Regions from separate parts of the Homo sapiens genome. Here regions 2, 3, 4 and 5 are each linked to region 1. The links are chromatin loops, found by intact Hi-C in ENCODE. Cell type or tissue: CD4-positive, alpha-beta T cell. All regions are shown on one strand. Each heading gives the region's core, and the rest is flanking DNA. Links, peaks and the distances in the headings are about the cores only. Region 1 holds the start of LOC105369690 (a long non-coding RNA gene). Region 2 has its middle 100 kb from the start of C2CD5. Region 3 has its middle 130 kb from the start of CMAS. Region 4 overlaps C2CD5 (C2 calcium dependent domain containing 5). Region 5 overlaps ETNK1 (ethanolamine kinase 1).

Evidence for each region. A loop is a pair of places that touch in the nucleus more often than their neighbours do. Peaks named below come from ENCODE experiments on the same cell type or tissue, not always from the same donor. Only the 100,000 strongest peaks of a DNase experiment are listed, where the experiment ranks them.
Region 2: it touches region 1 in a loop (8-fold over the local background); 92 of 110 quality-filtered maps call a loop at or near these places.
Region 3: a loop joins it to region 1, with 21 times the contacts of the local background. A loop is called at or near these places in 10 of 110 quality-filtered maps.
Region 4: a loop joins it to region 1, with 13 times the contacts of the local background. A loop is called at or near these places in 49 of 110 quality-filtered maps.
Region 5: a loop joins it to region 1, with 2.2 times the contacts of the local background. A loop is called at or near these places in 8 of 110 quality-filtered maps.

What each region holds. Positions count from the first base shown.
Region 1 is chr12:22,079,874-22,086,507 of GRCh38, forward strand. LOC105369690 (a long non-coding RNA gene) reads right to left here and starts at 2,654. Exons shown (of 5, transcript XR_931423.4): 1 at 2,513-2,654. In CD4-positive, alpha-beta T cell, for the core only: a CTCF peak has its summit at 3,480 (motif pointing right); a DNase peak (open chromatin) is centred at 3,508.
Region 2 is chr12:22,438,261-22,444,894 of GRCh38, forward strand. No RefSeq gene overlaps it. Among named protein-coding and RNA genes, the nearest start is that of C2CD5, 100 kb to the right of the region's middle. In CD4-positive, alpha-beta T cell, for the core only: CTCF peaks have their summits at 5,346 and 5,546; a DNase peak (open chromatin) is centred at 5,321.
Region 3 is chr12:22,170,595-22,177,228 of GRCh38, forward strand. No RefSeq gene overlaps it. Among named protein-coding and RNA genes, the nearest start is that of CMAS, 130 kb to the left of the region's middle. In CD4-positive, alpha-beta T cell, for the core only: no CTCF peak of the experiment used is centred there; no DNase peak of the experiment used is centred there.
Region 4 is chr12:22,456,304-22,462,937 of GRCh38, forward strand. It overlaps C2CD5 (C2 calcium dependent domain containing 5), which reads right to left. Exons shown (of 27, transcript NM_001286176.2): 23 at 3,189-3,239; 24 at 2,181-2,282; 25 at 668-858. Among named protein-coding and RNA genes, the nearest start is that of C2CD5, 85 kb to the right of the region's middle. In CD4-positive, alpha-beta T cell, for the core only: CTCF peaks have their summits at 3,717 (motif pointing left), 3,923 and 4,122; a DNase peak (open chromatin) is centred at 3,758.
Region 5 is chr12:22,628,971-22,633,970 of GRCh38, forward strand. All of the region lies in intron 1 of ETNK1 (ethanolamine kinase 1), which reads left to right. Among named protein-coding and RNA genes, the nearest start is that of ETNK1, 6.3 kb to the left of the region's middle. In CD4-positive, alpha-beta T cell, for the core only: CTCF peaks have their summits at 3,104 (motif pointing left) and 3,305; a DNase peak (open chromatin) is centred at 3,071.

The DNA.
Region 1 (6,634 bases), core at 850-5,849:
TAAAAGATATATGATATACCAAGTAAAGATATAAAATCAAATCATACAAAATGCTTAATTAACCCCAGAGAAGTCAGAAAAACAGCAGGAGAAAGAAATAAAGAACAAATGCAATGAACAGAAAACAATTACAAAGATGGTAAATTTTAATGCAACTATATCAATAATCCCTTTAAATATGAATGTTCTAAACACACCAGAGACTGTCAGGTTGAATTAAATTAAAAAAAAAAACTAGACTTACCTGTGTGCTGGCTACCACAAACCTACTTTAAATTTAAAGACTCAGAAAAGTTAAAAACAAAATGATAGGAAGAGAAATTCCATGGTAAATCGATCAAACGACAGTATCATATGCTCTGTCAATTATCAATTACTATATAACAAATAGCTTCAAAGCACGTTTACTTGAAAAAATAACTACTTTTTCATAATTCTGTGGATCAACAATTTGGGCTAAGGTAAGTAGAGTTGTTTTCATGGTCTCACTCTGTGGTTGCAGTCAGTTGATGGTGGGAATCGATGAACAGTCCAAGTCAATTTCCCTCACATATATCTACTGGTGTCTGGGCTGTTCTCTTCTTGCAGTCTTTCAACTTTAAGGAAACTAGTTTAAGTGTCTTAACGTGACAGTCTCTGAGCAGCTGGAAGGTGAGATTGGATGCTGCAACACTTTTTGATAACTTCCCCAGAAGTCACACAATGTTACTTCAGCCTCAATTTTACTGGTCAAAGTGAGTCAAGTTACTGACCATCCAGCTCAGATCAAGGGGTCAGAAGATGGAGTCTACTTTCTAATGGAAGGAGTTTAATTTTTAATGCATTATATATGTTGATACATCTGGGTTTGGAAATTTGAGAAGGTGAAAAGAGAAAGATCTTTTTGAGGGTTTTTATTCTAATTATTTTGCATTTTGGAATTTGGACAAGTTTAGCCAACCTTTCCGTGGCTAAGCTTCTTTGCTCTAATTGAAGATAATAACAGTATCACCTCACAGGATTGTGAAGATTCAATGAGATAATATATATAGCATGTCTAGAGGAGTACCTGGCTCGTGTAGGGCCTCTAAATGTTTATTATTATTGGCAATAAATGAACTTAGTTTCTAGCTTCAACATTGTCACGAACTAGCTAAGGTATGCTTTTCAAGACATTTAACACCCACAAGCCAGTTTATTTGACTATAATCTGAGGCGCTTATAATAGATGATCTCTATTGTCCCTTTTAATTGTCCCTTCTAATTCTACAGATGCAAATGTACTAATGTTTTACTTAGAAGAAATATTTCACATAGAAGAAACATATATCATATTTATGATTAACATGAGCATTTAAGGCTCTGGGGATGATTGGCTACAAATTATAGTGCAGAAGTCTTAAATTTCTTAGTACATCAGTGAACTTAGAAAAGAAATATTCTTTATTATTATGTATGTATTTATTTGTAGAGATGAGGTCTCACTACATTACCAGGCTGGTCTTGAACTCCTGTGCTGGAGCCATCCATCCGCCTTGGCCTCCTGAAGAGCTGGGAGCAGAGGCATGAGCCACTGCACCCAGCCAATACTCTGTATTAAACCATGATTCATTGAAGGGGAAGAGCTATCAAAAGTAAGTAATTTTATTTGTGAAGATTGTTTACCTTTTCTCAATTTAACAATGAATAGCATTTAGCATGTCAAAGATTATTACATTTCCTGAAATTGTTAGGTTGGTGCAAATGTGATTGTGGTTAATGGCAAAAACCACAATTACTTTTGCCCCAACCTAATAAAAAGCCAAATAAGGCACAAGCTCACCACCTCGGCAAACAAATATAGGGGAATGGGATGATATGAGTCTGGCGAGGTGAATAAACAGAGGCCAGATTGTACTGGTTTTTGTGAGTTACATTAAGACATTTTTGCTTTATCCTGAAAATAAGGGTAGAGAGAGACCCTTAAAGGGCTTGAAGCAGAAAAATCTTTTCAAGTGGAGGTGAAATTTGAGCTGGATCTTAAACTAGAAAATTTCATTGGTGTCAAAGGACAATATCAAAAAAAATGGAGTTAACGTTTGTGTTCAGATAATGGAAGAGGTCGTTATCTGTATAGGCCTGAAAGGATCTACAAGGTAATGGTAAGAAATGAGACCAGAAACACAGGACCAAATTGGAGATGACCTTCAAAAGAAAATGCTTGATTCCTGTGTTGACTTTGAAATGCTTAATTTCCTTCGAATCCAATCTATTCCACTACCACTTTACTTGTCTACTTTATGCTTTCTGTTCCCTTTGTAAAAGTCTCAGTGACTCCATGCTGCCCACAGAATAAGGTAAACAATTCCCAGTCCAAGTGTTATAGTTCTCTTTTGTATCCTTCCTGCCACTCCGCCCTGATTATGAAACCAGCAGACAGCCAGGCGTTAGCCCTCCTCTCCTTCCCCCAACCCCTGCCCTTTCTTCTCTTAAAGCCCTCTCTTCCTTCACAGCCTTAAGTATATATCGAAGTGTTCATTGGCTTAATACTTACCTTCAAGTTACAGAAGATCGAAAAGCCTGTTTATTTTGTCGGCATCATATTGCGTCAGTGTGGTGGACGCTGTGTTGGGCCGTAGAGCTCACCCTTGAGCCTGGAGGTCTTATCCCCCTCAGCTGCTGGGAGTGTTGTCAGTAGACAAGCCTCAGCTGTCAGGCCTCTTCAGCGCTGCCTCACCTAAGGTTACTCCCTTTCTGGGAGTAGCCCACATCCAGTGACTGGATGGAGGCAGAGGATAAAAGCCCTGCTTCATTACCCCAAGAATGGACAACAGCTGAGAGGCCAGGCTAGCTTCAGCGCTCTCTGTGAGTCAACCGAGGCTGTATAGGAACCATCTCCTCTCTCTCTCCACAATCCTCCTCCTTCGTTTTCCATCTACAAGTGCGATCCCAGGAGCCTGCCTTCACAAACATCATGGACATTAATCTCCCTCCCCAAGCCTGCTTCTCAACCCAGGACACCAGGAAATATTTTTGAATGAGCAAGTGAAAGAATGTCCAAAATATCCTGTACCTTTTGGGATGGGTACTGGCTAAAGTAATTACTGTTATCTGAATTGCCAAGCTAAGCATGTTAATGATTTTCTAATTATTTAAAGGACCATGTGTGAAGTCTTAATAATCTCTGTTGTACTCTCCTGCATTTGGTCATTGGTTCTTTGCTATATACTGATGCAAATTACTTTTTCCAAGTTTAAAAGCTTTTTTTTTTTTTTTTTTTTTTTTTTTTTAGGAATGTGTCACCTTTGATAACCTGGTGCTTTTATCTGCCTGAACTGGTTGGGAAAGTTCTACTAAATACAGTACTAAAGAAAGTTGGTTTGTCCACATTTCATTGGTGACATTCCCAGTGTAGAACCTTTTCATGCTTTGTTATTGAATAGCTCTCAAAATTTAAAGTTGATGCAATATTATTTGTATGCTGATGAAAATACTTGATGTATTTTTAAAATTTCAGTGGTTGACATTTTGGCCACTGGGTGTCATCACAGATCTAGGTTTTAAAATGTGCAGTTGTCACTTGCTGACTGAAATTAACTAATAGAGTCTGATGAGGCTTAATGGTACATCTTCATCATTTGACCTTCATACATTGAGTATCAATCTCCACTATAGGAAATTGTTTATAAAGTACAATTTGGATACTTTTTAGTCTTTCTTTACAACACATCACATGGATAGAAGGAAAATTTCTTCTAACAATGTCTGGAGTGAGCCTTGAGTGGGGAAGTGTGGTGGGAAGGCTGAGATAGAAAGAGGACACGTAAATGATTAAGCTACTGCCTTACTAGAGGACCAGCGCCAACCGAAAAGAAAGATGTATTCCCAGCCTGGTGCGGTGGCTCAAGCCTGTAATCCCAGCGCTTTGGGAGGCCGAGGCAGGTGGATCACTTAAGGCCAGGGCTGTGAGACCAGCCTGGCCAACATGACGAAACCCCATCTCTACTAAAAATACAAAAACAATTAGCCAGGCATGGTGGCGCACGCCTCTAATCTCAGCTGCTTGGGAGTCTGAGGCACAAGAATCGCTTGAATCCGGAGGCAGAGGTTGCAGTGAGCCGAGATCGTGCCACTGCACTCCAGCCTGGGTAACAGAGCAAGACTGTCTCAAAACACACACACACACACACACACACACACACACACACACGTATTCCCTAAGCTACCCAGATCTATCACCTGGTTACCTCAGGCCATTACCATGACCTCTATCTTAATTTCTTTTAATCCTCACAACCTCTATAAAGCACTTTTATTTCATTTATTTTACAGGTGTGGAAATTGAGGCACAGAAAGGTTAATGATTATACCCAGGGCCAGACACTAGGTGCTAGATCCAAAATTTAAGACAGGGAACATTCCCAAGGGTAGCAGATTATACCTTGGCGAAGGCTTAGGCAGTGTTTCCTCAAAGATGGTCCCTCAACCACTTTCATCAAAATCATATAGTAATTGCTAAAATATATATTCCAGCACCTTCCCAGTGCTACTAAATCAAAATTTCTGGGATAACGTCTGGGAATTGGCATGTTAGTAAAATTCCATCAGATGACTTTTATGCACACTGAATTGTGAGAATCTATTAGAGGAATGAAATTGTGAAGGCCCCCTTTTCTGGAAAGGAAGGAGAGAGAGCAGCCCTCTGAAAGCACAGCAGGATGGAATCCAGGCTCAGGAACCATCCTATAGTCTTTTTAATAGGTACTCCGTGTGCATTGGAGACTTTCTTCCTGATTACCAACAGGCCTCAGGTGGCCTCATCCCGCCCACCTGCCTCCAGACATACACCTGTTCGTTGGAAGAGACTCTAACTCACTCAAGTCACTGTGGGGAGCTTCCAGCACATTCAGATGCCTAGAATAACCCAGACCAATCAAACCAGTGTCTTTTGGTATGAGGCCCAGATAATTGCTATTAAAAATATTTTTCCCCTGTGATTCTCATGTGGAGCCGGAGTTGACTACTACTGTTCTTGAGCAACAATTCCCAAATGGAATTTTAAACAATTACTTCAGAGGTAATTAGCATGCTGATATTTTGCAAAATGTGCTTTGAGAAATGGTCTAAAAGATATGAATGTACAACTGGGAAAAGAATGCCAATGAAGTTAAAAAAGTTGGACTATGACCCCTCTAGGCAACATTAAACTAAGGCTGGTTTTGTGGCTCTGGAGACTGGGCAGCTTTGGACCATAAAGAGGGTGAGGGATCTGTCAAGGAGCCGTCAAGTTCAGCCATAGTCTCTCTGCTCATGCCTGATCCACCTGGCCAGAGGGCCATATTTTGCAAAAGATGAGACCCAGCTGGCTATGTGGGCATGCTGGACACATGCCCACCAGAACAATTGTACATTAGGTGTACCTATTGTGTCTGAGGAAACATTGCTTACCTATTGCAGCCTCTGAGGCTTCATTTTGAGCCCCATTCCTGGGTCCCCCAACACACAGATTCATATCTGCAGACCTCTATCGTCACACTTTTCTTATTTAATTGTCACCCTTCACTTCTGTATGGAGGCTCAGAAGAGATGACCCCATGTGGCTTAATCATCAGTATTTTCAGAGTTTGGTACAGCTCCTGGAGTCCCTTCTAAAGGACTTCCTATCCTTCCTTCATCACTGTAAAAAATAGTGGGATAATTCTTCAAAATGAAACCCCTTTGTGCCTGCTTAGCAGAAAACCTGAAGTACCTATGAGAGCCAGAGTAGATGACTGTGGCTGGGGAGTGACCTCACATCTCTTTATCCTGTTCCATACACTTGCACTGCATTCCTTATTCTCTGTGTTTCCAAGGGGTGGTGTCCCTGAGGGAGGCATTTCAGGGCGTGGAAATGGTACTGACCTGGATGGGCCCTCAAGGGGTCTTTCTGTACTACTTCCTCATTTTATGGAAATAAATATATTACTTCTTAAGTTTACTTCAAGTTTCATGTCTTGTATTTTATAGCAGAAACCCAGGCCTAGAAAAGCCTTTGTAGAGCCAACACTTATGAATGAGGCCAAGAGTTCATATGAGCCTACAGATTACCCTTCGTATATCAAATGAGGCCCGACTAGCCCACTGACTAGGTGTCCTTCCTGCCATACTTGTCCCTTTGCTGATTGGCATCCTAGAAGGAGTACTGTGGCAAGGGCTGTCACTACAGCCTCATTACTCTTTGGGCCTCAGCTTTATTTACATTTTGTAGAGGACTCAAGGAATTCCTATTTAGGTTTTATGAATCTCAGGGAGGATACTACTCCATTAGGTACAGAAGCATTATAACCTCAGTTGAAATTAGAAGCTGGACTCTCATAAGATGGGATAGTTGGCCTTTATTGTATCAGCAAAAGAATGAAATATTTATTGAATTGTCTAGAACTGCTTTTTGAAGCAAAATTAACATTATTAGTTTATATATTTACCCGATGCCTTTAAAATATTTCTGTCTGGAGCAAATAAACTTCTCTATATCATTTTCCAGCTCAGCTGTGTACTACCTAGCAAGATTTAGCTGGTCACACTAATTTACTTTAATTAAAATTCCCTTGGAACAATTACTCAGAAGTATGCTCTCTTTCTAAAACCCAGTTAGTCATCACTAGGATGTTCTCTCCCTACCTGCCTGAATCTCCCT
Region 2 (6,634 bases), core at 1,010-6,009, 360 kb after region 1:
CAGGAAACTTTGGATACACTTCAGGAATGCAAAATGCTCTGGAAAGTCTCAGCAATAGAACTGAACAAGTGGAAGAAAAAAATTCAGAGCTCGAAGACAAGGTCTTCAAATTAACCCACTTCTACAAAGACAAAGAAAAAAGAATTAGAAAATATGAACAAAGCCTCCAAGAAATCTGGGATTGTGTTAAATGACAAAACCTAAGAATAATCGGTGTTCCTGAGGAAGAAGACAATTCTAGAAGCTTGGAAAACAATATTTGGGGGAATAATCAAGGAAAACTTCCCCAGCCTTGCTAGAGACCTAGACATGCAAATACAAGAAGCACAAAGAACACCTGGGAAATTCACCGCAAAAAGATCTTCACCCAGGCACATTGTCCTCAGGTTATACAAAGTTAAGATGAAGGAAAGAATCTTAAGAGCTGTGAGACAGAAGCACCAGGTAACCTATGAAGGAAAACCCATCAGATTAACAGCAGATTTCTCAGCAGAAACCCTACAAGCTAGAAGGAATTGAGGCCCTATCTTCAGCCTACTCAAACGAAACAATTATCAGCCAAAAACTTTGTATCCAGTGAAACTAAGCATGATATGAAGGAAAGATACAGTCATTTTCAGATAAACAAATGCTGAGAGAATTTGCCATTACCAAGCAACCACTGTAAGAATTGCTAAAAGGAGCTCTAAATCCTGAAACAAATCCTAGAAACACATCAAAACAGGACCTCTTTAAAGCATAAGTCACACAGGACCTATAAAACAAAAATATAAGTTAAAAAAGCAAAAACAAAAAACAAAACAAAGTACATAGGCAACAAAGAGCATGATCAGTGCAATGGTACCTAACATTTCAATATTAACGTTGAATGTAAATGCCTAAGTGCCCCACTTAAAAAATAGAGAGCCACAGAATGGATAAGAGCTCACCAACCATCTGCTGCCTTCAAAAAACTCACCTAACAGATAAGGACTCACATAAACTTAAAATAAAGGGGTGGAAAAAGGCATTTCATGCAAATGGACACCAAAAGTGAGCAGTGGTAGCTATTCTTATATCAGATAAAACAAACTTTAAAGCAACAGCGGTTAAAAGAGACACAGAGAAACATTATATATTGATAAAAGGCCTTGTCCAACAGGAAAATATCACAATCCTAAACATATATGCATCGAACACCTGAGATCCCAAATTTATGAAACAATTACTAACAGACCTAAGAAATGAGATAGATAGCAATAAAATAATAGTGGGGGACTTCAATACTTCACTGGCAGCATTAGACAGGTCATCAAGTCAGAAAGTCAACAAAGAAACAATGGATTTAAACTATACCATGGAACAAATGGATTTAACAGAAATATACAGAACATTTCATCCAACAACCTCAGAACACACATTCTATTCAACAGCACATGGAACTTTCTCCAAGACAGACCCTATGATAGGCCATAAAATGAGCCTCAATAAATTTAAAAAAATTGAAATTATATCAAGCACTCTCTTAGACCACAGTGGAATAAAACTGGAAATCAACTCCAAAAGGAACCTTCAAAACCACGCAAATACATGGGAATTAAATAACCTGCTCCTGAATGAGCATTGGGTCAAAAACAAAATCAAGATTGAAATTAAAAAATTATTCAAACTGAATGACAAGAATGACACAACCTATCAAAAACCTCTGGGATACAGTTAAGGCAATGATAAGAGGTTCATAGCCCTAAACAACTATATCAAAAAGTCTGAAAGGGCACAAACAGACAATCTAAGGTCACACCTCAAGGGACTAGAGAAACAAGAACAAAACCAAACCCAAACCCAGCAGAATAAAGGAAATAACCAAGATCAGAGCAGAACCAAGTGAAACTGAAACAAACAAAAAAATACAAACAATAAATGAAGCAAAAAGCTGGTTCTTTGAAAAGATAAATAAAATTGATAGACCATTAGTAAGATTAACCAAGAAAAGGAGAGAAAATTCAAATAACCTCACTAAGAAATGAAGCAGGAGATATTACAACTGACACCACTGAAATACAAAAGATCATTCAGGGCTACTATGAACAACTTTACGCACATAAACTAGAAAACCTAGACGAGATGGATAAATTCCCAGAAAAATACAACTCTCCTAGCTTAAATCAGGAAGAATTAGATACCCTGAGCAGACCAATAACAAGCAGTGAGACTGAAACAGTGATTTTAAAATTACCAACAAAAAAATGTTCAGGACCAGATGGATTCACAGAAGAATTCTACCAGACATTCAAAGAAGAATTGGTACCAATCCTTTTGACACTATTCCACAAGATAAAGAAGGAACCCTCCCTAATTCATTCTATGAAGCCAGCATCACCCTAATACCAAAACCAGGAAAGGACACAACCACGAAAGAAAACTACAGACAGATATCCTTGATGAAGTTAGATGCTAAAATCCTTAATAAAATACTAGCTAACCAAATCCAACAACATATCAAAAAGATAATCCACCATGATCAACTGGGTTTCATACCAGAGATGCAGGGACGGTTTAACATACACAAGTCAACAAATACGATACACCACCTAAACAGAAGTAAAAACAAAAATCACATGATCGTCTCAGTAGATACAGAAAAAGCATTAGACAAAATCCAGCATGCTTTATGATTAAAATTCTCAGCAAAATCAACATACAAGGGACATACCTTAATGTAATAAAATCCATCTATGACAAACCCACAGCCAACATAATACTGAATGGGGAAAAATTGAAAGCACTCCCTCTGAGAACAGGAATGAGACAAGGATGCCCACTCTCACCACTCCTCTTCAACATAGTATTGGAAGTCCTAGCCAGAGAAATCAGACAAGAGAAAGAAATAAAGGGCATCCAAATCAGTAAAGAGGAAAGTCAAACTGTCCCCATTTGCTGATGATATGATCGTTTACCTTGAAAACCCCAGGAACTCTTCCAGAAAGCTCCTAGAACTGATAAAAGCATTCAACAAAATTCCCAGATACAAGATTAATGCACGCAAATCAATAGCTCTTCTACACAGCAACAGCAACCAAGCGGAGAATCAAATCAAGAACTCAACCCCCTTTACAGTAGCCGCAAATAAAATAAAATACTTAGGAATATACTTAACAAAGGAGTCGAAAGACCTCTACAAGAAAAACTACAAAATATTGCTGAAAGAAATCACAGACAATACAAACAAATGGAAACGCATCCCATGCTCATGGATGGGTAGAATCAATATTGTAAAAATGACCATTCTGCCAAAGTAATCCACAAATTAAACACAATCCCCATCAAAATACCACCATCATTCTTCACAGAGTTAGAAAAAATAATTCTAAAATTCATATGGAACCAAAAAAGAGCCTGCATAGCCAAAGCAAGACTAAGCAAAAAGAACAAGTCTGGAGGCATCACACTACCTGATTTCAAACTATACTATAAGACCATAGTCACTAAAAGAGTGTGGTGCTGGTAAAAAATATAGGCACATAGACCAATGGAACTGAGTAGAGAACCAGAAATAAACCCAAATACTTCCAGCCAACTGATCTTCGACAAAGCAAACAAAACCATAAAGTGGGGAAAGGACACTCTTTTCAGCAAATGGTGCTGGGATAATTGGCTAGCCACATGTAGGAGAATTAAACTGCATCCTCATCTCTCACCTCATACAAAAATCAACTTAAGATGGATTAAGGACTTAAACCTAAGACCTGAAACTAAAAATTCTAGAAGACAACATTGGAAAAACCCTTCTAGACGTTGGCTTAGGCAAGGATTTCATGACCAAAAACCCAAAAGCAAATGCAATAAAAACAAAGATAAATAGCTAGGACCTAATTAAAGAGCTTTTCCATGGCAAAAGGAACAGTCAGCAGAGTAAACAGACAATCCACAGAGTGGGAGAAAGTCTTCACAATCTATACATCTGACAAAGGACTAACATCCAGAATCTACAACAAACTCAAACAAATCAGTAAGAAAAAATATACAAATGGCCAACAAACATATGAAAAAATGCTCAACTTCACTCATGATCAGGGAATTGCAAATCAAAACCACAATGCGATATCACCTTACTCCCAGGGAAATGGCCATAATCAAAAATCAAAAAACAGTAGATGTTGGCATGGATGTGGTGATCAGGGAACACTTCTACACTGCTGGTGGGACTGTAAACTAGTACAGCCACTATGGAAAACAGTGTGGAGATTCCTTAATGAACTAAATGTAGAACTACCATTTGATCCAGCAATCTTACTACTGGGTATCTACCCAGAGGAAAAGAAGTCATTATTTGAAAAAGATACTTGCACACGCATGTTTATAGCAGCACAATTCACAATTGCAAAATCGTAGAACCAACCCAAATGCCCATCAATCTAGTGGATAAACTGTGATATATATATATATATCCATAATATATATATATATCCATAATATATATATATATATGATGGAATACTACTCAGCCATAAAGAGGAATGAATTAACAGCACTTGCAGTGACCTGGATGAGATTGGACACTATTATTCTAAGTGAAGTAACTCAGGATTGGAAACCCAAACATCATATGTTCTCACTGATATGTGGGAGCTAAGCTATGAGACACAAAGGCATAAGAATGATACAATGGACTTTGGAGACTTGGGGGGAAGAGTGGAAGGAGGGGGAGGGATAAAAGACTACAGATATGGTGCAGTGTATACTGCTCAGGTGATAGGTGCACCAAAATCTCACAAATCACCACTAAAGAACTTACTCATGTAACCAAACACCACATGCACCCCAATAACTTATGGAAAAATAAAATAATAAAAATAAAAATAAATAAACATGAAAAAATAATACATTTTGCCATATAAAGATCCTTTTAAAAGTTGAATTATGCTCTAAAAGATTAACTGTAATGAGAGGTATCAGCAAGTCCTCTATTACCAGAAAATCATCCTGACATTGCTAAACTCCCTTTAGAAGGATATGTACGAATACTTTGGAATTTCCTGGCATGATTCCCTTTGGGGAATAAGGGAAAGGTCCGTGGGAAGCACTTGAGGATATCGCTATGAAGTGACAGACCCCAGAACCAGTTATGATAAGGAGCCCCTGGGGCTTCCTGGTCCACTGGGAGTCAGCTGTGAATGAGAACTAGAGGGTTGAGCACTGGGAACTGAACCTGAGCAGACTTTCTTGGCTGAATTAGGCATGGCCTAAAGACCCCTGGAAGCCTGTGCAGGAGTCTTGGTTAGTACCGCATCATCACCTGGGGAGAGGAGCTACTTCCCTGTTCTGTGTGGAACTCATTCCAACAGCGCCACCGTGTGATTATAAGAAGCAGACACAACAGTGAACCGAGAAGATTCCTGCACTGTAGCCGCTTGGATGTGGAAGCCGTTAACCCTTTGGGGACTTCATTGAGCCCTGGAGTTGTTGGACGATTCCAGAAGTAGAGAAGCGCTTACAGGCAGGAGAGTCTGGACTTCCGCTAATTATTCATATGGGTATACACAAAATTGTTAGGAAAAATAAGAGAGATGACAGTGCGTGTATCTTGAATTTGTGAAGCATTTTCTATTAGATGTTATTATCACAAATAGCACAGCTGTACGGTAATTTTATACTTTATGTATCTCTATAGTTGAACTTGTATAGGAATTTGTATTCGTTTTCTGTTGCTACCGCAACCTTAGTGGTTTCAACAACACAAACTTATTACCTTACAGTTCAGTAGGTCAGAACTGACATGGGTCTCACCAGGCTAAAATCAAGTCATTGGCGGGACTGTTCCTTTCTGGAAACCCTAGGGGAGAACACACTTCCTTGTTCATTTGAATTTCTGGCATAATTCAGTTTCTTGTATTGTGGAACTGAGATGGTTTCTGGCTGTTGTCGGCTGAGAGTTATTCCCAGAGTCTAGAGGTCACACACATTTTTATTTTTTATTTTTTATCTTATTTTATTTTAATTTTGAGACTGAGTCTCCCTCTATCGCCCAGGCTGGAGTGCAGTGGCACAATCTCGGTTCACTGCAACTTCTGCCTCAGCCATTCTCATGCCTCAGCCTCCCAAATAGCTGGGATTACAGGCGCCTACCACCATGCCCGGCTAATTTTTGTATTTTTAGTGGAGACGGGGTTTCACCATGCTGGCCAGGCTGGTCTCGAACTTCTGACCTCAAGTTGATCCGCCCGCCTCGGCCTCCCGAAGTGCTGGGATTACAGACGTTAGCCACCGCGCCCAGCCCACATTTCTTCCCCTGCCTCAAAGTCAGCAGTGTTGAGTCAAGTCCTACTCACATAGAGTCTCTCTGACCTCTTATATCCTCTGTTTCCATTTTAAAGGATTCATGTGGTTAGATTCTAGGACCCTCCCAGATAAACCAGGATAATTTATCCATCTCAAGCCTTGACCTTGATCACATTTGCAAAGTTTTTAACATGTCAGGTAATATATTCACAGGGGATTAAGTTGGGGACATCTTTGAAGGCCCATTATTCTGCTTACCATAGACATTTTGAGGTTTGTTAATATTTAAAAATATAGTCTTTAAAAAAAACTCCAATGAACAAATATTTAAAAGGATTTTTATAGACAACAACAGTCTTACTTTCAAAAAGCAGAG
Region 3 (6,634 bases), core at 804-5,803, 91 kb after region 1:
TCTGTATCTTATAAGTGTTGTTGAAATTCATCACATTGTGTGCTTAAAATGGATCCATTTTATTGCTTTCTAATTCTACTTCGATGAAGTTTATTTCTTAAAAACTGCATCAATATATCATATTATTCATCAATCATATTGGCAGTTAATGCAAAACTTGACAACACACTCTGTTGGTGAGGCTGTGGGGAAATCAGTACTCTTACATTGCTTGGGGAATTTAAAAAAAATGGTTTAACCCCTAACAAGGGGAATCTCTGACCTCCTAATGTAATAGTCTCAAAATATGCTAAATTCCTGCCAAAAATGTATTAATGGAAAGAAATCATGTGAAGACATCAGACAAACCCAAATTCAGAGACATGTAATTGGCTTGAATTTCTAAAAAAATCAATGCTGGGGCCGGGAGCAGTGGCGCACGCCGGTAATCCCAGCACTTTGAGAAGCCAAGGCAGGCGGATCACGAGGTCAGGAGATCGAGACCATCCTGGCTAACACGGTGAAACCCCTTCTCTACTAAAAATACAAAAAAATTAGCCGGGCGTGGTGGTGGGCGCCTGTAGTCCCAGCTACTTGGGAGGCTGAGGCAGGAGAATGGCGTGAACCCAGGAGGCGGAGCTTGCAGTGAGCCAAGATCGTGCCACTGCTCTCCAGCCTGGGCGACAGAGCGAGACTCTGTCTCAAAAAATAATAATAATAATAAATAAAAATCAATGTTAAAGATGATGAAAGATAGAAGAATAGTTCCAGATGAAAGGAGACTAAAGAAACATGACAATGATTCAATGTGTGATTCTAGATCCGATCCTGGAATGGGAAAAAAAAATCACCAAAAAGGACATTAATGAGAAAATTGGTAAAATCTGAATAGGAACTGTATATTAGACAATATTATATCAGCATCAAATTTCTTACCTTATTATTATACTTTTGTTATCTAGGAAAATGTCCTTGTTAGGGTATATACATTGAAATAGTTTGGAAGTAAAGGATTATGGTATCTGCAACTTACTTTCTAATTTTCAGCAACAAGAATAAGAATAATAATTAGATTTTAAAAAGCAAATATAGCAAAAACATTAATGATTGTAATGAGTAAAGATTATATGGGTGTACTATATTTGCAACTTTTAAAATTGATGGTTTTTTTTTTTTTTTTGACATAGTTTCACTCTGTTACTCAGAATGGAATGCAGCAGCAAAATCACAGCTCACTGCAACCTCGGCCTCACAGGTTCAAGTGCTCCTCCCACCTCAGCCTTTCCGGTAGCTAGGACTACAGGTGTGTGCCATCATGCCCAGCTAATTTTTGTATTTTTCGTAGAGACGGGATTTCACCATGTTGCTCAGGCTGGACTTGAACTCCTACGCTCAAGTGATCTTCCCGTCTTGGCCTCCCAAAGTGCTGGGATTACAGGTGTGAGCCTCTACACCCAGCCTGATAGTTCTTTTAAATTAAACATTTAAAAAATAAATGAAACAAATATTTAAATAGATCTTTCTCAACTACCAAACATACGACGGAAAGCCAAAGTGAGAAAGCAGGGTATTTTTTTGCCATGGGCTCCTGAACAGTGTAGACCTTGGTTCTTGTAAAGAATTCATAATGGATTTATAACTTCACTTGTATAGCCTGGTTAGAAAGTGGGCAAGAGGGTGTGTGCGTGATGGTAAAGGAAGGAGGGCCACAGCTCTGCTCCTGCACCTGCTCTGCCATTTTGCCTCCCTAATTCAAAGGGCTATAAACATTCTCTTGCAATCCTGGCAACATTTGAAAATGCACAAACCATTATATCAGCAAACGGTGTTTGTGGCCACAGTAACTTTTGAGGAAAAAAGATGTCCCAGAATTTACCTGGGAGCTGGGGTGAGCAACTTCTTTAGTCCAGAATGCCACCTGAAAGATTACGACTATATTTACAGTCACTGCCAGGTGATTATGGTCTGTAGTACCCCAAGGAAGAAGCCAAAGGAGGGAAGTCGGAAAACAGGAAGGAAGGAGAGGAGGACAAGAGGAGGAACATAGTGACTAAGATGTGGAATAAGCATGTGCCCTGGTATTACCCAGCTGCCCCTCAAGGATATTTGCAAGAGGCAGCTGCTTCTGTTCTTACGCTGCCCACAAACTGTGGTCAGGAGGATCCCCTGAAATACACAGTCTGGTCAGTCATTAAGGATACGGTTAAATTTTTTCCAACTCAAACGAATGTCAACTGATGACCTAGGCCAGGGGTGTCCAATCTTTTGGCTTCCCTGGGCCACACTGGAAGAAGAAGAATTGTCTTGGGCCACAAGTAAAATACACTAACACTAGAGATAGCTGATAAGCTAAAAACAAACAAACAAAAACACACACACACACACACAAAATAAATCTCATAATGTTTTGAGAAAGTTTATGAATTTGTGTTGGGCCACATTCAAAGCCATCCTTGGCTGCCTGCATCCCATGGGCTGTGGGTTGGACAAGCTTATCTAGACAAAGATTCACTACTCTTTTGAATTTTTGTAATTCTTTGGTCCAGTTTTATGCCTCACTTTATTTTAACTTTTATCCATGCTTTGTCTCCCTTACCAAATTATAAATCTCTTATAGGCTGAGTACAGAATGTAGTCATTTAATATTCCTTACAATGTTCAGCCTAACAATTCATGTTCAATAAATGTTTGTTGAGGAAACAAAATTTAAAAACAAACAAAACAAGCTATCAATATTTTTTTTAACATGTTGTGTGTTACAGCCCCCTAGTGTACAGAAACATCTGTCTAGAGGAGCCTGAATTAACTGGAATTTGAACAAATTGCCAAGGGAATGATCTCTGATTCACTCCTTTAATTCAAGATTCCTTTGTTTTCTTATCAGCCTAATTTATTCTTCTGAGGGGAAGGGCCAGTTTTAGAATGTTATAACACTTCCATTCTCCATGACTGCATCCCTGACTTGTGCTTCATCCTCCTTCCAATATGCCTTTTCTTTCATCCCAATGATGGAAGATAAAAGTATTTGTTGATTCTAAGATACACTTTTTTCACATTTTAACATTTCTGAGATCAAACTGTATCTTACAATTGATGCTGTCACTATTACTGTTAGGTATGCAGTCTGATGACATAACCGTCATTTCCTATACATATACAAACTCTGTTACAGCACTTCTCAATCTCACATTAGTTGACTAATGGGCATTGTTTGTGTCATTTTTGTTTAATTTAACTGCCAGTTAAATATCTTTAAAAAGATATGATGAACCAACAATTACATATACACATACATGTAGTCTATAGAATGAGTCGTAATTGGGCATTAAGACACAAAGCTATAGTATGTGTAAAATGGCAGGAAAATTATGTAGTGAGATGTAAATTGATTATTGTAAGTTGACTATTTTTTGGAAGAATGACTACATTTCCAGATTATGCTGCAACACAACAACCAAGCTTTCTATAAGACCTAAGAAGGAAAGATACTCAGAAATGAATAAAGCTGGATTATATTTTATTGCTGAGATTCATGCAAAAATATTGCTTATTGTGTGCCATGCAATCCAACTAAAGGCAGAAAAATTTGCAATGGTACCTCCAAATAGATTAAACTTCAAAAGAATGAGATACTGATGTGAACTATTCATTCGTTATGCAAGACTATCAATAAAATGTCAATTTGTGAGCATCTGCCTGATAATTTAGAATAGAAGCTGATTACTTTAGTGATACATGATTCATTCAGGGAAAACATGAAAATGGTAAATTAGACATCCTAGTGAAAGCCAAGGTGGAAACATTCCTCAAAGTCATATGGACAATGTTAAAGTTATTAAGAAGACCAAGATCGTGACCACAAGCTATAAAAATCAGTATATTGCTGATAATATGCATAATTACTGAAGATCAAAAATTATTTTCACATATTTCATTTTAAGGCACAGCATGAAATCTAAGAATGAGAGCTCCAAGTATGCCAGTGCCTATAAATTTCAAAATAATTGGATGGATGAACTAATGATAGACTGGCTGAAAGTCATTTGGAATTGATACCTAAGAGCTTCATGCAACACATACAAAAGTTTGGTTTTCAATTCATTTCATGTTCCATGTATCTTAACAGTTAAAGAAAATGCTTACCAAAATCTATATCAATGTGGAGCGTCTTGGCAATTATAAATCCTTGCTTTTCTATATAAATTATAAATTAAATTTTACAACAAATTCTATGGGTCTAGATCAATTTTAGCAGCAAAGACATCTTTATAATATTGAGTCTTTCTGTCTATGAATATAGTACATTTCTCAATTAATTCAGGTCTTTTTCATTGTCTTTCAATAAATTTCATAATTATTCCCTAAGAGACATGTACATTTTTTGTTGTGTTTATTAGGTCTTAGCATTTCATTATTATTGCTGCCATAGTAAATAGTTTCATTATTCAAATTGCATTTTCTAGCTGTTTATTACTAGCGCCGTAAAAATGAAATTTACTTTTATATGCTGATCTTGTATTTGGTAACCTTATCAAATTTGTGCATTAATATTACAAACTTTTCAAATTTTGATAGGAGAAATTATAGATAATTTTGGTTTTTCTATCTTTTAAAAAGAAGAGTTGTGTTTTTTCTTTCAAATCTTCATGTTTTTATTTCTTTCTATTTTTGGGTATGTGTCTTCTAGGCGCCCAGAGAAAATGTTGAATGATAAGATATCCTACTCCCTCCCTTCCTTCCTTCCTTCCTTCCTTCCTTCCTTCCTTCCTTCCTTCCTTCCTTCCTTCCTCTCTCTCTCTCTCTCTCATTCTTTCTTTCTTTCTTTCTTGACGGAGTTTTGCTCTGTCGCCCAAGCTGGAGTGCAGTGGCACGATCTCGGCTCACTGAAAGCTACGCCTCCCGGGTTCACGCCATTCTCCTGCCTCAGCCTCCCAAGTAGCTGAGACTACAGGCGCCCGCCACCACGCCCGGCTAATTTTTTGTATATTTAGTAGAGACTGGGTTTCACCGTGTTAGCCAGGATGGTCTCGATCTCCTGACCTCAAGGTCCACCCGCCTTGACCTCCCAAAGTGCTGGGATTACAGGCATGAGCCACCGCGACCAGCCCTCTTATCCTTTATTTTTAAAGGTATATTCTAATGTTTCACTGCTAAGAATGATGTCTACTATACATTTTTCAGGTACATATTATTATAAAGTTAGGAAAGTTATCTAAGATTTTTTTAAATCGAAAATAACTTAATTTTTTTCTCATGACCTTCCTTATCTATTGATATGAACATAAGATTTTTTTAACCTGGTTAATATGGCTAACTATGTTAATATGTTCTCTAATGTTGAAGCCTCCTTCTATTCTGAGATAAATCTAACCTATTCAATAACCAGAAAGATGAAAGTCTTAAAACTGTACCTAATAGCATAACTTTAAAATATATTAAACAAAATTAGACAAAAGTCCAATTTGACAAATCCATCATAAAGGTAGAACATTTGTCTTTCAATTGGAGACTTGAGTATATTTAAATTAATTGTGCTTGCTGATGTATTTGGTCTCTAGTTAACAAAGTGATCAATTCGTTGTTTCCCATACGCTCTGTACTTGCTTGCCTTTGCTTGTCTTATTCCCTCTTCTGGGAAGGTCTTCCCTACTACCTCTTATCTTTCTCACTCCATCATAATCTACTCTTCAAGGCTCATTATCCTCAAAGAATTTCCTGATTCAAGAATGGGGAGTAATCATTCTTTAAACTCCTATAATACATTATCGTTACCTCTCCAGGAGCAAAGCAAACTGAAAGGAAGTAGAAGAAAAGAAATAATAAAGCTCATAGCAGAAATCAATGACATGAAAAACAAAAAAAGAAAATGTACGACGACACCAAAAGTTGGTGTTTTTGGGTTTGTTTTGTTTTTTTGCAAAAGCAAAACAACTGATAAATCTTTAGTGAGAATTACTGTGAATAAAGTAGAAAGACACAAACTACAATTCAGAAATAAAATAGGAGACATCATTGCAGATCTTAGAGAAATTAAAATAATAATGGCCAGGCACGGCGGCTCATACTGGTAATCCCAGTACTTTGGGAGGCTGAGGCAAGTGGATCACTTGAGGGCAGGAGTTCGAGACCAGCCAGGCCAACATGGTGAAACCCTATCTCTACTAAAAAAATTTTTAAAAGTAAAAATTAGCCAATATGGTGACGCATGCCTGTAGTTCCAGCTACTTGGGAGGCTGAGGTATGAGAATCCCTTGAATCTGGAAGGCCAAGATCACACCACTGCACTCCAGCCTAGATGACAGAAGAAGACTCCATCTCAAAAAACAAACAAACAAAATAACAATATTATTAATAATTTTATGCCAAGAAATTAGACAAACTACAAAAATTAGTAATACTGACTTATGGGAATTCAAAATAGATCTATATACAGGGAAGATATTTGAACTAGCAATTAAAATTCTTCCCATAAAGGAAAGCCAATCCCTAGCTGGTTTTACTATGATTCTATCAACAATTTAATGAAGAAATAACACAAATCCCATGCAAACTTACAGAAAGAAGAGAAACACTCCCCAATTTATTTTCTAGAGTCAGTTTTAACCTGATGCCAAAGCCAGAGAAAGACATCACAAGAAAAGAAAAATATAGACCA
Region 4 (6,634 bases), core at 675-5,674, 380 kb after region 1:
ATTAATTTGCTTGGTAGCCCCTGTTCCTTAACATATGACACAACGTAATTTTTTTAAGTTTAAATTCCTGTGTTATAAAAGATATAACAGGCTGACTCTGATTCTGAACTTTTCCCACATCAAGTAAAATATTACAACTTGTTATTTAAAAACCAAATTAAAGTTTAATGATACTCAGTGTGAGGTAAGACTGAAGAAATGTCATCCTCATACACTAACTGAGAGAGTAAAAAATGAGCAGCTTCATTCCTTTCTCAGGAGGAAGAAACAGCAGAGCTAAATTACATAAAGTATCTCCTTAGACATGTATCTGTAATACAGTCCTCTACTATTTCTAAATGTGATCTGTCAAAAATTGCTAAATTACTGAGGAAACGAAGCTGTTCTTTCAGGGCTATTTTAAACTTCTATTTGAACACAGATATTTGTTTTATTTACTATATGATAAGGTTCTAAGATTTCTAACAATAAATAGGTTTAAAACTAACACAATTCTTGTGATAATCCTCGCTGCTAAATGAAATAAACTCTAGACTCAATCCAGATAATTAAAATATAAATAAATATTTGTAAGTTTTTGGCAAAAAATAACAATTTGAAACTTAGTTTTGTTACTAAATCTTCAGAGAAAATTTTTTAAAAAATGAAATAACTTCTATAAAATTACCTCCCGAAGAGAAGTAGTCTCTCGAATAAAAAACATGTTAATTATCCCAAGATACTTAGTTATTTTTGCTCCAGGAATAAAAGAAAGAGGTGTCATCTTAACAACCCCAACTGTGGAATTTGCACAAGGTGGAGCAGAACGATTCCGGAAATTTCCATCACCCACTGGACTTGCTTTTTCAACTGTCATGGCTAAAATTGGAGAAAAATGAGAAAACATTCAGAACAGACGCTGGTAACACAATTATTCCCTGAGGTTTCCAAATAAGTGGTGACAACATTCAGCTGTCTGTGAGGCTAAGCCATGTCATGAAAGAAAAGAAATTATCATGCACTGCATGCAATTAAAAAAGAGAGACAGAAAAACATGAGAGGAAATGCTGGAATGGAATTCTTTTGGAAGAAAAATGGCATTCCTGCAAAAGAAAATGTTGATGCAGTATAGCTACACACACAATGATTGGTTATAAAGTGAAGAAAAAGAAAAAGCGGCTGAGCATTAAAATTATCTGCTGTAGGAACAAATTATTACAAGGAGAGTGTGAAAGTTGTTCTATTTCCCAGTGCAATTTTTCCATCTTTTTCAGACGACTTCATCATTGTCAACTTGTAGATAAACCTTATGTTATCTAGTTGTAAGATACTGGTTTTTTCCAAACCTTTTTGAAAACCAACTCATAATTTTAAAAGCTTAACGACCTCTGCTAGCTAAAAGTTGGTTGTTTATAAAGTAAAAAAATAATAGCTACCACTTATTAAATAACTGCCATAAGCCAGACATATATATATATATCTAATCCTTACAACCACCCAAAAACACAGGTTATCATCATCATCCCCATTTCATGCATGAGGAAATGGAAGGTTAGAGAAGTTAAGTAACTTGCCCAAGGTCTCATAGCTATTAAAATGGCACTTCTAGGATTCAGAACCAGATCTGGCTGGTTTCACATCCTATATTATTTCCTGTGAAATGTAGTTTTTTCCCCCTTTTAATGTACGGTAAGCTCTTTCACTCAAATATATTTACCTCAAAATTTACCAAAACACATGGCATAAGATAACATATAAGTAATGATTCTGATTCTAGCAGTAAGGTAATAACTACTTTCTCACCATAAATTCTTTATTAGTTTAGCCCTCTGCATATCACACTTAATAAACCGACAGATGCCACATACTAAATAGTACCTTGGGTCCTGGAAGAATGTCTTTTCAATAAGAGAGTTGGCAATTTACTTCCAATTAGAATGATATAATATCTATTTATATACTTTTAAGAATACCTGCACAAAAAGGAAAATTTTAAAAACACAATTCTATAGGTAAAACTAATAAATCTAAAGGCCTTTCAAAAGCTTTTCCTAAATGACCGTTACAGTCTGCAGCTTTCACACTCTAATACATGATGGATTGGCAATGTTATTACTGGGTAGTAAGGTCTAGCTTTCACCACTGGGAAATCAGGGATATGTTTCTCAGATTATCATAATGTGGTAGAAACATCCGCCTACTTGTCTTAATTGATCCACGCCTTATGGTCTGAGCTTTCAGTTTAATGAGCTCTATCCAGCTGCTGCATCTGTCTGCAAAGGAACTGTAATCAACTGACGTTGCTGAAAACACAGACAGAAAACAAAAGAAAAAAACAAAGAAAAAAATATGGATGATGTCTCTTACTCGTCTTAACACTCCTTTCGATGATGTAATTTAACTGTAACTCAGAAAAAGAATGGTCCTTTTCAAGTCAGATAAGAGAGATAGTAAAGAGTCAAGCTTTAGACACTGATTTGTCCAAAACCAAGTTCTCAGTTAGCAGGCTGAGCATTTCTGGTGATGTCATAGTTGTGTGGTCTCCTAGGGAGAGCCTGAGTGGGGTCTAACATAAATATCAATGAAAGGACCACATACTGTGCTTTAACTAACTTTATTTCCTATTCTTCTTAATTTACAATATTTCAGTTGTTTCTATTTTATTTTATAATCAAAGCTTTGTGAATAATTCATTTCCCTAGTTTTACCCTAAAATTTTAAAAAAAGAGAATCAAATGTTGAAGAATATATTTTTAAAAGTTAGTAGTTGACTTATCTGTTATTAAAGTATCTTCTTTCTACAATCAGTAAGAGGAAAACCAAAGGGCCATTTTTGTTAATGTTTTGTTTCCATGTCTGATTTTGGGCAACAAAGCCTCTGATAATATGGGGTCAGGGCAGGTGTGAGCCTCACAAGTTCCCCCTTTTAAAAACAATAACTTTTACTACTGCTAAGCTGGAAAAAAAATTTTAAGGAGCTAAAATTTTATGCTTAGAAACTGGGAAACCATTAACATACTAAAAAATTTAAATATTAGTTTAATTGATGCTTTTAAAAGAACATATTCTACCTACAAAAAAAAAAAAGCCAGATTTTGGTGTCTATTCCATATTGTCCAGTGCATTTTCTTCAATGTCTATAATTTTATGCACCACCAAACTAGAATTTTACACCTTTGGTGACTATTTGCTTAATTAGACAAACTCACCTCTCTGTGCAGCTGGTATACCTGAGTTAGAACTTGCACTCTCCAGGTGTTCTAATAAGACAATATGAACAACATTAGCTCAGATGCTAAGTACAAGCCAGTACCTCTTCTTTGTTATTTGTTAATACCTCTATAAGCCAGAAGAATAGGAGGAAATCTTTATGGCTTCATTGCAAAAGCAAACCAAATAAAAGCATCTAGGTTTAAAATGCAGTTTCTATTGATAAATGAAAACTAGCTCAGTTCATAAATACCATGCCAAAGGAGACTACTTGCTTACTGTAACACAAAAAGAGTTTCAGAAACTTTATAGTCACAAGAAAATATAAACATAGTAACGAATGTGAGTATGATGAAAGCAGGATGTGAGACTAGGCAGAGAAAAGGGTCAATGTGTTGGGAAGAATATCTGAAATGAAACATGGAAGGAAAATGTTTGCTGTGGGGAAGAGTCTATAAGATTACAAATTACAGACAAGATAATGATTATGCTTCACAGATCAGCATAAGCTGCTCCCTAGTCTTAACTCTCACCACCAACTTCTTCATTCGAAGACTTCGATATCAACAGCTCCCTCTGGTGGTATCAAGACTTTGTGAAACTAAAAAATGAGTGATCACAGAGGTAACCAGGAATCCCAAGCCAGTATCACTCCCTTTCCAGTAACCTGACAGTAGCATCCAGAATTTTCCCTGATATTTTTTATTACAGGTATTTAAGGTATTGTACAAATTTAAATAGCACTATAAAAAAACTTCATAACCTATTTTTAATGCTCATGTTCTACCCACATTAGAATATTTAAATTTTTGTTTGAAAGAATTTTACAACTAAAAGAATAGTCCTGCCAATTTAGAAATAACTCATGAAAAGCACTGAGAATAATTCGGTTGGCTTAGTATAGTATAGTTTAAGTATAGATAGATAAATATGTTTTTTCATTTCTACTTAGTGTGTTGATTTTTTGGTAACATTCTTAAATTAATAAAAAAACTTTTCAAAACATTATTTGTACAGAATGTTTCTACCATAGAATGTTGCTGCTAATTGAAAATACAATGCAAGTATCTCACCACACCCCACCAACACAATTTTTTTTTTTGAGACGGAGTTTTCGTCTTGTTGCCCAGGCTGGAGTGTAGTGGCACGGTATCAGCTCACTGCAACCTCCACCTGCCAGCTTCAAGTGATTCTCCTGCCTCAGCCTCCCAAGTAGCTGGGATTACAGGCACCCACCACCACGCCCGACTAATTTTTTTGTATTTTTTGTAGAGATGGGTTTCACCATATTGGCCAGGCTGGTCTTGAACTCCTGACCTCAGGTAATCCGCCTGCCTTGGTCTCCCAAAGTGGTGGGATTGCAGGTATGAGCCACCAAACCTGGCCCACAGTTTTCATAAAGCAACTGACCACTAGCTAATCCTGTAACATATACAGAGCTGATGAATAAAAGGGATCACCAGGTGGGGTCCACGAATGGCCTATGAGGATACCACACTGTGGACATGCCCTGACCATCATGCTCACTGACTGGAGATCTAGATAGGAAAAGTCCTCCTGATTCAGGATCTTGAGAGACTTTGGAAGTCTAGGAGGAGATGGGACCTAAAGAAAGACCAGCACAGACCTGACATTCAGAGGCTTACCACATCTGTAGGGACACTCAGCACAGAAACAGACTCAATGGAGAGACTGGGACACCAACTGTCCTACCCCTAACTTACATATCCCAAGAGAGTCCTGAGGCTCTCATATGTCTTGTGCAGTATAGATTTGGTTGGTGTAGAATTACAGAACATATAGCTGGCATTAGGAATTCTGTGCATTTTTTTAAACTGCAGGGGAAAGAGGAACGGCTTAAAAATTTCTGAAAAATCACTAAAACGAAAATCTTTTCTATACCTTGATATTATCTGAGTAATATGGAATTCCCTAGTAGGAACTGCATATATTTTAATGGCAAATGTACACAGAAAGAGCTTACCTGAGTATGTATTAAATATCTGTTCCCATCTCTAACATCAAGTGGAAAAAACAAGGTACACAATGATATGTAAAATACTTGTGTTTTTTAAAAAGGATGAATAGAGTATCTTTGAAAGACAGACAGTAAACTGCTAAAAGTAGTTGCCTCTTGGGGAAGGAAATGGAGAAGAGAGCTTTATTCTGGACTACATGATTTTTGTAATATTCAAATTTTTCACGATATACATGTATTACTTTTACCCAGTAAAATTTATATAAAGGATGAAGAGGGAAAAAAGGGAGGGAAAATGTTTATTCCCTGCCCTCAAATACGAATGCATCTGAAAAAAATCTGAAAAACCCAAGTTTTTAAGGGAGATTTTTGATTTCACTTAGGGAGAGCAGGTTCATCTTTTAACATGCTTGCTATCTTAATTTTTCTCCTAGAAAAAAAAGGCCCAAGAGGCCCAAGGCCAGCTGGTCCCAGCAGCAGATAGACATCAGCACCTGGACTGGTTTGAATACCTCAAATGTCTGATGACCTCAGACTCCCAGGCCCTCTGCTCCTCCTGATCAGAGTTTGGCTTCCCAGGTGATAAGCTTTTCAAAAGAGAAGGTACTGCAGATACATGCAGTCTGGCTCACTGACCAACTGGGAGTTCCAGTTTAAAAGAAATAAAACAACATGCAGTCTCTAGACTAATACTAAATTAAAAACAACATAGTTCATTATTCAAGGGTAGAAATCTCCTTAAAAGTCTTTCAGGCTTTGCTGAGTTGTGCTCACTTGTGTGCCATTTGTAGATCTATATGGAAGAGTCTGAAACAAATGCTTTTCATGTCAAGATCCCCCTTCTAGCTGCAAACAGTCTCAATTAAGCCACACAACAGTCTGCTTCTATTATAATTTGGTTTCCCACTTAATGCAAGAAGAAGATTATTTTGCATTTTTTTAAAAGTCACCATTAAGTGATAACCCTGCAAGCCCCAAATAAATGACCCTAGAAACTTAGCAAAGCAATACAGGGCTATGGTTTTATAATTCCCCTAGTGCACTCTAGCAATATTTAACAAGCCCTGTGTGTAGTGGTGTGGGAGGGAAACTAACCCAGGTTAAAATCAGCTCAGTGGAAATGAGCATATTAACGACAAAAAGGATTCTTCCTCCCTCAAACAGACATTCTCCAGTACGTCTAAAGTCTGAGACTTTTCCATTCTTCTAAATAACTTGTCGTAACCAATGGCAAAGGTATTCGTTAGCTGCAGCGATTATTTGAATGTAGGTCCCCTCCAAAACTCACTGAAATTTAACTGCCATTGTAACAGTACTAAGAAGTAGGACATTCTGGCCAGGGGCAGTGGTTCACACCTGTAATCTCAGCACTTTGGGAAACCTAAGTGGGCGGGTCAGTTGAGCTCAGGAGCTCGAGACCAGCCTGGGCAACATGTTGAAACCCCATCACTACAAAAAAAGATAAAC
Region 5 (5,000 bases), core at 1-5,000, 550 kb after region 1:
GAGTCCAGATTCTATACTTTACTAGCTTTGTTACTCTGGTCAAATCATTAAACTTCCTGTCTCAGTATCCTGAGCTGTAAAATTGATCCAGTAGTTGTCCCTACCTCAATGGGTTATTGTGAGGGTAAAATAAATGCTGTCTTTCATGATAATTATTATTGCTGCTGAGCACCTACTATATATTGGATACTTGAATCAAAAAACAAATATTTGCTCTTTGAAATTCCTAGTCCGATGGGGAAGACAAATAAGAAAATTATAACAACGTAATGTTTATGGAATGAACATTCAAATTTAGTTCACATGCAAAGATTACCCAAGAAGTTTAAAAAATGTACTGTTCTTTCTGCTTTACTACAGGTTTTTGCCTGTTATTGAATGCATATTTTAAAAAATCTTTTCATCATTTTTTTAAGCATATGTATTCTATCATGGAAATTAATCTTTGTGTTAGGTTGTGTAGCTACACAGCAGTTTTCATATCCTTCCTCTTTCTAACAGTGTTGGAGGTAGTTACCTAAATAATCTATTAAAAACCTGTAACTCCTCTTAATATTGATAGTTGATATTTTATATTGGTCTTTGCCTTAAAGGAAGAAGAAAAAGCCAGATCTATACAATTGCTGTGTTAAGTTATGTCTCCACTAGTGTTCTGATATAATAATTGATTTTCTTTTCTGTTTTTAAAAAGATGAGTTTGTTCCTTTAAGCAGTAGCTTCTGAAAAGTCTTAGGTAAGCTAATGTAGTAAGTTACGGCTAATTTTTTAATATATTAAAAAAGTAAACAATATATTAGTTTACTTTCCCTAAGATTATAGGAAATCTTGAGTCCTGTAGATACAAATAAGGAGTCATGGTTTATATTCAGTGTAACTTTTAATGTTAGTGATTACATCCAGTTTTCTGTTTCCTATTCCCTCCCTGTCTTCAGCATTTTAGAATAATAAAGTATATAATGTTTAATAGACGCCCATCAAAAACATGAAATATTTGTTAGGCTCCCATGTATTTTATTAAGATGTGACTATGAAGACAGGAGCCTAAAGTGCTAGTTTGTTTTCCTGTATAATAGCCATGTAACTTGGACTACACAAACTGCGTCACATCTTTTTGGGGACTGAGCATAATGTGGAAAGAGGATGGTTTTTGAATATTATTTCCAGCCATTTATAACCTTTGGCAAGTTTTAAAGTCTCTATAAAATGGTATTACCTTGGAAAGTAGTCATGAGAATTCAATGAAATACCTACAATTACGCATCGCATGTTTTGGTACTACGTTCTTCCACCTCTCATTTCCAATTCTCCCATCCCAACTGAGAGAATTGTGAGCTCCTAAAATTCAGTAATTCTGACATGTGTTTTTTGTACTAGCTGTAATGCTAGTTTTCAGTAAGAGTCCTTGTACAACTAACTGTAGCACAAGGTAGGCATAGAAGAACGTAGGACAGAAGGCTTCATAGAGGTGGGGGTACCTGAGCTAAGCTTTGAAGGGTAGATGAGATCAGATTGAAAAGGGAAACATTTCTGAGCAAGGAAAACTATCTCACAAAGGCAATGAAGCTAGACTTTGAGTAGCTTACTCATCATTTAGGACATCATGGGAAGCCACTGGATATTTTTCTTTTTGTATTTTATTTTATTTTATTTTATTTTTTTTGAGACAGAGTCTCGCTGTAGCCCAGGCTGGAGTGCAGTGGTGTGATCTCAGCTCACTGCAACCTCCGTTTCCCAGGTTCAAGTGATTCTCGTGCCTCAGCCACCCAAGTAGCTTGGATTACAGATGTGCGCCACCATGCTCAGCTAATTTTTGTATTTTTAGTAGAGTCGGGGTTTCACCATGTTGGCCAGGCTGGTCTCGAATGCCTGACCTCAAGTGATCCACCCACCTCGGCCTCCCAAAATACTGGGATTACAGGCATGAGCCACCGCACCTGGCCTGGATATTTTTAAGCAGGTAAATTATATCATGTATTAGAGAAGTGACAGGCAACAATGTAGAGAAGGGTTGTTTGAGGGAAATGTTTTAAATTGGGAAATAATGATCACTCAGGACATTGGTTTTGAAACTAGTGGTTACCATACATTAATAGGATGCCAAATCAATATAGTGTCTTGAGACCATTACAGTTTAAAAAGATGAGTTAGAATAAGTTATGGTAGAGGTTACATCAGACAGAGCCTTGCAAGTAGTAAGGTAAGTACTCTTTTTTTTTTTTTTGAGATGGAGTTTCGCTCTTGTTGCCCAGGCTGGAGTGCAATGGCGTGATCTCGGCTCACCGCAACCTCTGCCTCCCAGGTTCAAGCGATTCTCCTGCCTCAGCCTCCAGAGTAGCTGGGATTACAGGCGCCTGCCACCACGCCTGGCTAATTTTTGTGTTTTTAGTAGAGACGGGGTTTCTTCATGTTGGTCAGGCTGGTCTCAAACTCCCGACCTCAGGTGATCCACCTTCCTCAACCTCCCAAAGTGCTGGGATTACAGGTGTGAGCCACTGCGCCCGGTGGTAAGTATTCTTTTGTGAAGTGTGCTTTAGTTTTATGTAAAAGTGTCTATGTACATATTATATCAAATGATAAATATATTTCTTCCTGTGTATTGCATTTAAAAAGTTTGAGAAAATAATTTGAGAGAGACTGTTGTGTTAGTCCAGACAAGAGGTGCTGGGGCCCAGATTAGGACAGATGAGATGGAAATAAGGTACAGATTTCACATTTCAGAAAATAAATGTGCAGGACTTGTCAATTGATTACAGGTTAGGGAAGAAAGAAGATTAAGGTGTTTTTTGTAGGGGAAGGAGTGGATGACAAAGATAGGGAAGTAGTAGAAGACCTTTAAGAAATCAGAGGTTCTATTTCTCTTTATTTTGTTTTCTAAGGAGTTATTTTACTCTTTGATATACCAGATTGGCTATAAATACATTTTTAACATTCTTTTAAAAATTGTGAAAAACAGCAAACATATAGAAAAATGGATGAATCATAAATTGTTGTAAAACATATACCCACCCCAACCCAGGAAAAGAAAATTAATTTCCAGCAACCAAGTGTCTTCATTTTCCTTCATAGTCTTGATCTCTCCCTCCCTCTAGTGGTAATCTTAATAGCAGATTTTTTTTTTTTCTAATTAACAAAATAGAATGTTTTGAATTAATTCTGTTTTGAAAATAAGTACTCTGAGAAAATAATAAGTGCATGAAGGTCTTTGTACAGGAAACCGTATGAACATGAAATAATTTAGTTTTACTAAAAGGTTGTACCACAATATTATATTAAAACTGAATAGGAGAAAAAAATCAATTTCCTATCATCAATATTCTATTCACAACCGTTTTATTTTTATTACCTTCTACTTCTCCTAAACATATTTTACATAGTTGCAATCATACGTATAATTTTATATTCTTTTTTTCACTAGCCCTTTATAAACATTTTCCCATGTTTGAATGGTATTGACTATAATTTTTGATAGTCACAAACCTAATATTTGATGATCATGTTAAACATAATGTGACTTAGTTATTATTTATTATTTTTTAAATTTTTACTTTTTTTTTTAAGAGATGGGGTCTCATACTGTTATCCAGGCTAGAGTGCAGTGATGCTATCATAGCTCACTGCAGCCTTGTACTCCTGAGCTCACGCGATCCCTTCTACATCAGCGTCCAGAGTACCTGAGACTAAAGGTGCATGCCTGCCTAATTTTTAAATTTTTTGTAGTGATGTGGTCTTGCTGTGTTACCAGGCTGGTCTTAAACTCCTGGCTTCAAGTGATCCTCTTGCCTCAGCCTCCCAAAGTGCTGGGATTACAGGTGTGAGCCACTGTGCCTTGTATCAGTGTTTTGCCTCTTTTTGAATTTTATTTAATGGCATCATATGAAATATGTGTTTTTTTAAAATTTTGGTTTGGCGTATGCCCAGATTTTGAGAGATTTATTCATGTGTATATAGTTGTAGTTCTTTTCCATGACCGACTAGCATTCCATTTTAAGAATATACCTCAATTTATATGTCTCCTACTGTTAATGGACACCTAGGTTGTTTTCATGTTTTGGCTATCACAAATTATGCTTCTTACAATTATACTTTTTTTGAACACGAATATCCATTTCTGTTAAGTGGATACCTAGAAGTAGAATTTCTGAGTCATCTAGTTGTGTATTTTCAGCTTTGTTAGACACTTTCAGTTTTCTGAAGTGATTGTCCCGGTTTATATTCCTAACAGCATTATGTGAGAGTTTCACTTATGGTATATCTTTACCAATAATTGCTATTGTCTGTCTTTATTTTTTTCTTTCACCACGTTGGCCAGGCTGGTCTTGAACTCCTGGCCTCAAGCAATCCACCTGCCTTGGCCTCCCAAAGTGCTGGGATTACAGGCGCAAGCCACCGCACCCGGCCTGTTCTTTTCTTTTGGTCTGTTTTGTCCGTTACTGTAGCAGTACCACTCTGTGTGGATTACTCTCAATCATTGCTACAGGACTTGGTATTTGATGTAGTTATTATAGGCTTTGGTGTAGGACTCCAGCTTTGTTCGTTTTTAAGATTGCCGTGACTATTCTTGACTTTTTAAGTTGCCATATAAGTTGTAGACTCAATTTTGGGATTCCCACAAAAGAAACTGGATAGGATTTTGATTATATTTTGTGGAATCAGTAGATAAATTTGGGGAGAAGTGAATTCTTTTAACAATATTGAATCTTAAAATAAATTTTTAATTTCTCTCAAACTTTTGAAGTTTTCACTGTGGAGATCTCACGTGTTTTATTTGATTTATCCCTAGGTGTTGACGCTTTTTGATATTATTGTAAAGGGTATCATTTAAAAAATTACTTTATTGTTGGTATATAGGATTATAATTAATTGCTTTATACTGAATTTTTTTCACACACTCTAAAGGTTTTTATGTAGATTATTTTGTATTTTCTCTATGTATAATCTGAAAATAATACATATTGCTGTCTCCCCTTCTGTCTTTTTGTCTTACTGCACTAGTAAGGACC